2 separate regions of the Homo sapiens genome follow, and region 2 is linked to region 1. Evidence: chromatin loops called from intact Hi-C (ENCODE). Cell type or tissue: mammary epithelial cell. All regions are shown on one strand. Each heading gives the region's core, and the rest is flanking DNA. Links, peaks and the distances in the headings are about the cores only.

Region 1 (2,914 bases), core at 163-2,662:
TCTTCTGTTCACTGCTGTATTTCCAGGACTAGAGTAGCACCTGGCAACAGAACAGTCAACGTATTTTTCCTGAATTCATTTATGTATTTATTCAGGGACCAAAAAGACAGAGATAATCTATACATCAAAAAATAAGCCACTGGTAAAGGGAAAGTGACTACCACCCAAAAGTATTTTCTAAAGTTACGTGTCTATTAATTCCTGTCTATTGCTATAGAAATATCTAGATACAAGAAAGATGCTTAAGTAAATATTAACACAGTCTTTGAGACACAAAAGGAGTATCTTATCAATTCTTGTAGTCAAGAAAACAAATCACCTGAGTGTTTTTTAAAACATGGATTCACTTCAGAACTATGTACTACACATTTTATAAACAGAAATCAGAACTGGAAAATATTCTAACCTACATATTATGCCCCTCAAGTCCTGTAAGTTAAAAGGCCTCCCAGGAAGACACAGGGAAGACACCCCTTGACACTTACATGCCGGAGCCCCTGGCGCTGGGGGCACTGCATCCGGCTGCTGCTGGCCTGAGGCTGAGCGGTCTGTACGTGAGGCCGGAACTGTGGCTGAGACATCGGCATCAAAGGAGGGGGCGGGACGGACAGGTGGTGGTGGTGGTGGTGGTGCTGGTGCTGCGGCGGGTGCTGTGGTGGGTGCTGGGGTGGGGGCTGGTGCTGGGGCGGGGGCTGGTGCGGGGGCTGGTGCGGAGGCTGGTGCTGTGGCGGGGGCTGTTGCTGAGGTTGCTGAGGCTGAGGCTGATGCGGAGGGGGCAATGGAGGATGCAACGGCCCCTTCCATTTCCAAAGAAAGAGAAACAACAGTTCATAAATGGTTACACCGGGCATAATCACTTCAATCATTTCCTAAAAAACCTCAACACAAGAAAGGAACTTTCAGCGATACCAAAACTTCATTTTAGACTTGCTGATGAAGGTAATACTATCTAAAATGCAGTAATAAGCCAGAAGCTATTACCTTAAATTTTATATTTAATCCAGTAATTCTAGGATTGAATTGTCCTAAGGAAAACTAGGTATGCAGACAAACTCATAACTCTAAAGCATGTTCCCTGTAGCACTATGATACTAAAGTACTGAAACCAGTATACACACATGCAACCACACAGACAGCATGAAAGGGAACCGCATACAGCACTCTCAAACGATGGCATCAAAACCAACTCGCTGACATGAAAAGATCAAATGATATGTGACACTGGAGGGAAAAAGCAGGTGGCGAGAAGATGTGCATTTAAAAAAAGACAAAAAAAAAAGCTCCTGAATTGTTTCTAGGTAACGAGAGTATTTAATTTCCTTTCTTATATATACTTGAAAATTTCTGCAATGGGGATGTATTAATTGCATTTTTTTAATAAAAAGAAAAATTCTTAAAAACATTTTATCTTCCTTTAACACCCTAGATAATATTCATTTTCCGTTTTTGGCTTAGATACGTATTCCACGTATTTTTAAATAGTTGATTCAAGTTTACCATCGCTATGTATTTTAATAGTAACCCTACAATACAAGAAGAAATATACACTTGGTAAGAAAGATGTTACAGACGCATGTCAACCCATGAAGCAGAAGCCGATGGGCAGAGGGCACTCAAGGCCTTCAAATAACCAGTGAAAACCCATGAAGCAGAAGCCGGTCGGCAGAGGGCACTCAAGGCCTTCAAATAACCAGTGAACAGCAACATCTTCTTCCCTCCATGCAAAGACTCTTTTCAAAACTGTCTACTGCAGGAATATAATTTGACAAAGTATTTCCACTGGTAAACCTCTCATGAAATTTTATACAGATGAGCAAATGTATTATCAAAACATGTCCTAATTTTATTAGTAGTATACCCTTTAAACAATTATAATAAGTAGCATTTTTCAATTCCCAAAAAATGACATTTTCCCATTTTTTTCTTGTATTGAGATAAGTAACATTGTTGAAAAAAGTTGTCTTTAACAAACAGTACATTTGAGACTAATACTCTATTCTTTAAATAACCACAAATTAGTAGGCTCAAATAAAAATCTGAAACTTTATGGAACACAAAGCCTTGAAGCTACACATTTTTTCCCTGGAGGTTCACTCAGGATGCATTACCTGCAGGTTGGGCTGTGTGTGTGTGGGCAGAAACGGCTGTCCTGGGCCTGGCAGGAACGGCTGTCTAGGAGGAATGAAGGGCCGTGTGGTTGCCGACCCAGGCTGGCTAAAGTGCAGAATCCCCACCGGACCTGGAGGCTGCAAGGCTGGTCGTACGGGCCGCTCTCTTGGGAACACTGGCTGCTGTCCTTGCTGATTAAATGCTGGTCCTGGCTGAGTGAATGGTAGAGGACTCTGAGTAGGAACAGGATGGCTACTGTTAAGAAGGGTAGGAGGCGGTGGTGGTGGAGGGGGACTTCGCTGTTCCAGAAAAAGATGGCTCGGGAATCTTGGTTCACCTGAAACTGAAAGGTAACACAACATCATTAACTTCAGGTTAAAAAGACCATGTGCTTCTCAGAAAAGCAGTCTGAAGCACTATCCTACTGTGGACAGAAGTCACAAGTGTTGACAGGTTATGAATGTTGGAAACAATTCCAGATTTTGCCTCTTATTTCTAGATTGCTTCATTTGTCATTTTCTATACATAAATTCCCTTTTATATGAGATGTTCCGATTTCAGATACCAACAATGTCCAATTTTAGCACCTGAAATGACAGGCAGAACTGCTATGGTACAAAAACCTGGCATTCCTAACATCTCCAACTGGGAGTTCAATTCAGTTTACAAAATAAATGTGTTTGGGCACATCACCCAATGCAGCTTCTGTTGTTACTCCACACCACTCACTCTTTCTGTACCTCCTAAGAAGAAAGGGTCTCGATCCTGAGGCGGGGGTGGGGCTCTCCACTGGTCCTGGAGAGGG
Region 2 (2,914 bases), core at 108-2,607, 330 kb after region 1:
ATAGAGGAGGCCTCAGTAAATGTCTGTCTAATGAGTGCATGAACACATGGATGACAAACACTTGACAAGATTGCGTTCTTCCTGAACTGGACAAGGCCGAGTCCTCCACGCGCTCATTCATTCTATCCATCGTTCCTGCTCCTCCCTGACCGCCAGCTCCTAGCACAGCACTCGGCTCACAGCAGGCACTCACCCAGTATCTGCGGAATGAGTGAACATCACAAAGGAAAGTTAGGGACCCCTCCCGTGGACTTGCTCCCCACCCAGGTGGGCTCCCAGCATTGGAGAAAGAAGTCGGTGAGGCGTCAGTGCCACCCCTGCTGCCCAGCGGCTGCTTTCCTTAGAACCTCACCTGGACGAGAAACCGCTTTGAGAGGTGAGGGCTTCTCTGCCTGCTGAGCTGGTGCTCTGCCTCATTCCTGGAGGACGGCCGGAGCACCCTCACCGCCCTGGCACCCTGCCTTTCCTGTGCTTGTCCACCGGGCCCACCAGCCTCTCTGACCCCAGGGCCTGTCCACTCCCTGACCAGCCACCAGGAACCGTCCACAATGAACGCCTCCCTTCCCCAGAGACCCTCGTCATCATCAGAATCACAGCCACCATTGATGCCCAGCTACTACACGCCTGGCAGGACACACATGTCCCATCAGCCTCAGAGCCAGGGCCTGAGGCACACGGGTTACCCCTAGGTCATGGACGGGAACAGCAACCACTCCCTGCAGTGACCGCATCTCAGGGTGCGGCTCCTCCTCGGTACCTGGTGTGGCTGCTCTGGTTCCTCCCCTGTTGTCACCACAGCAGCCCAGAACGGGTCCCCTTCAGCCTGTTCCCCTGTCCTTCCTCACCCTGCTGCTGGAGTAAGCCTTCTAAGAAGTGAGCCGGTCCCCATGGCTCACAGAATGGATTGCAAACTCCTCAGAGGGAATGGCAAAGCTGTGGGTGCCACGCGCCTGCCCTCCCAGCCTGGCTCCCAACACCCCTGCACCACACACTGTGCGGCAGGTGCACTGGTCCCCGGCAGCTGTGACTTCCCAGGGGACCACCTCTCCCTTTCACCTTCTCTGCCAGGCAGATGCGAGTCTCCGGACTTGATCAAGCGCCCTCTAGGGGGCTTTCCTGTGCCTGCAGACACAAGGCACAGCAGCGCTCCCACGTCCTCCCTGGCAGGGTGTGCACACCCGATGCCACCTTCCATGTCAGGATATTGGAATCATTCGGGTCCACATCCAGGTCTGCCGCGTGATGCTGAGGTTCTCCAGGGCCGGGGCAGGGCCTGGGTGATTCCAGGTCCCAAGCCCTCCAGGCACCTCCTGCATGGGATGGAGCCACGCTCTACACGCTGTCCCTGTCTGCAGAGGTGACATCTCACTGTCGTCACAGGAACGACATGCAGCATAGAGAGGCAAGAATTGCTTCCGGCATGTGGAGACCTGGCTCTTCCACATGCAGCTGGGGGGCCTGAGGCATGCAGTCTACCCTGCTGTGCCTCTGTTTCTCCAGGGGTGACAGAATGAGGTGAGAACATTCCTGACTATTCTAAGCATCCAAGGAGGGATGCCCAGGGATGCCCGGGCTGTGAGGCCCTGGGGTGGGATGGCCTGCTCTCGTCTCTAACGCCCTGCCTTGCTCCGGACACCTCTCGCTTCCACGCTATTTGTGTTGCGCTTCTGGCTTCTCAGACCTTGTTGCAGGCTTAGTATGTGTGAGTCTCACCCCGTCACGTGACATGGGCAAAGCATCATCACTCCACTTCACAGGCAAGGAGGATCTGCAAGGGACAAGTGACGCAGTCAGGCCCCAGCACTTGTTGGTGGCAGAATCCAACTCAGACCCGGGGCTCCTCTTTCTCATTTAGCTCCTTTGATTTCTGTGTGGCCGGGTCCTGGCAGGGGACCACCTGCATTCTCATAATAATACCAATGATGATGGCCATGATGATGGTGATGAAGATGACGATGATGATGGTGATGATGATGGTGATGAAGATTACGATGACGATGATGGTGATGATGATGGCATTGAAGATGATGGTGATGATGATGGTGATGAAGATGATGGCAATGAAGATGATGGTGATGATGATGGCCATGATGATGGTGATGATGATGGCTAACTTTTACTGAGCATGTTGCTATGCCGAATATTCATATTATTTCAGTTAAGCTTCGCAGCAGCCTTATGAGGTTGATACTATTATTATCATCCCCATTTCCTAGACCAGAAAACTGAGGCACAGAGAGACTGAGTAACTCCCCAGATCACACTGTTGGCTGGAGGGGTCAGCCCTTGGTCGCTCTGTGGCTCCAGCAATGTGGTGGATGGGTGGTGGTCATCTTTGGGGCTGACAGTTGGGTTTTAGGGCATATGTTTAAGACTGTCAAATAAGGGGGAGGCACTAAGGCACCTCCACATCTGCAGTGAGTGTCTGCTGTGGGTGAGCCCTGTGGGGCCTCAGTGGTAGGTGGGGGACGGCACATTAGGGCTGGGCTTTGCAAGGGGTCTCTGGAAGGCCTTCTGAGGAAGGCTCACCGAGTTCCTCAGAGGGAGGCTGTGGGAAAGCAGGAGGGGAGAGACCCCCCAGATGACCTGGAGGGACCCCCTCTTCCTGGGAAAAGGAGGTAAGAGTGGTGGGGAGGCCTTGGTCGGGAACTGGCAAAGGTCACAGTGAGGAAGAGGCACATTACGGGCCCTGGAGCAAGGTCACAGTGGTTAGTGAGGAGGCAGGGAGCCCCAGGGGACTCCTGGCCCAAGAAGAGGGAGGAAACTTGGGGGTCTCTATTATTAGATGTTGGCAGAACAATGGCTTCCCCATGATGTCCATGATCAAATCCCTAGAACCTGTGGGTCTGTTGCCTTGTGTGGCCCGGGGGACTTTGCAGATGAGACTGAGGCCCTGGAGACAGGAGAGTGTCCT

What was found. Hi-C counts contacts between places; a loop is a spot of excess contacts. Peaks named below come from ENCODE experiments on the same cell type or tissue, not always from the same donor. Only the 100,000 strongest peaks of a DNase experiment are listed, where the experiment ranks them.
Region 2: a loop joins it to region 1, with 12 times the contacts of the local background. A loop is called at or near these places in 4 of 110 quality-filtered maps.

Annotation. Positions count from the first base shown.
Region 1 is chr7:155,737,598-155,740,511 of GRCh38, reverse strand. RBM33 (RNA binding motif protein 33) reads right to left here. Exons shown (of 18, transcript NM_053043.3): 10 at 2,850-2,914; 11 at 2,109-2,452; 12 at 486-797. Among named protein-coding and RNA genes, the nearest start is that of SHH, 73 kb to the left of the region's middle. In mammary epithelial cell, for the core only: a CTCF peak has its summit at 1,658 (motif pointing right); a DNase peak (open chromatin) is centred at 1,661.
Region 2 is chr7:155,411,033-155,413,946 of GRCh38, reverse strand. No RefSeq gene overlaps it. Among named protein-coding and RNA genes, the nearest start is that of LINC03010, 30 kb to the right of the region's middle. In mammary epithelial cell, for the core only: a CTCF peak has its summit at 1,114; no DNase peak of the experiment used is centred there.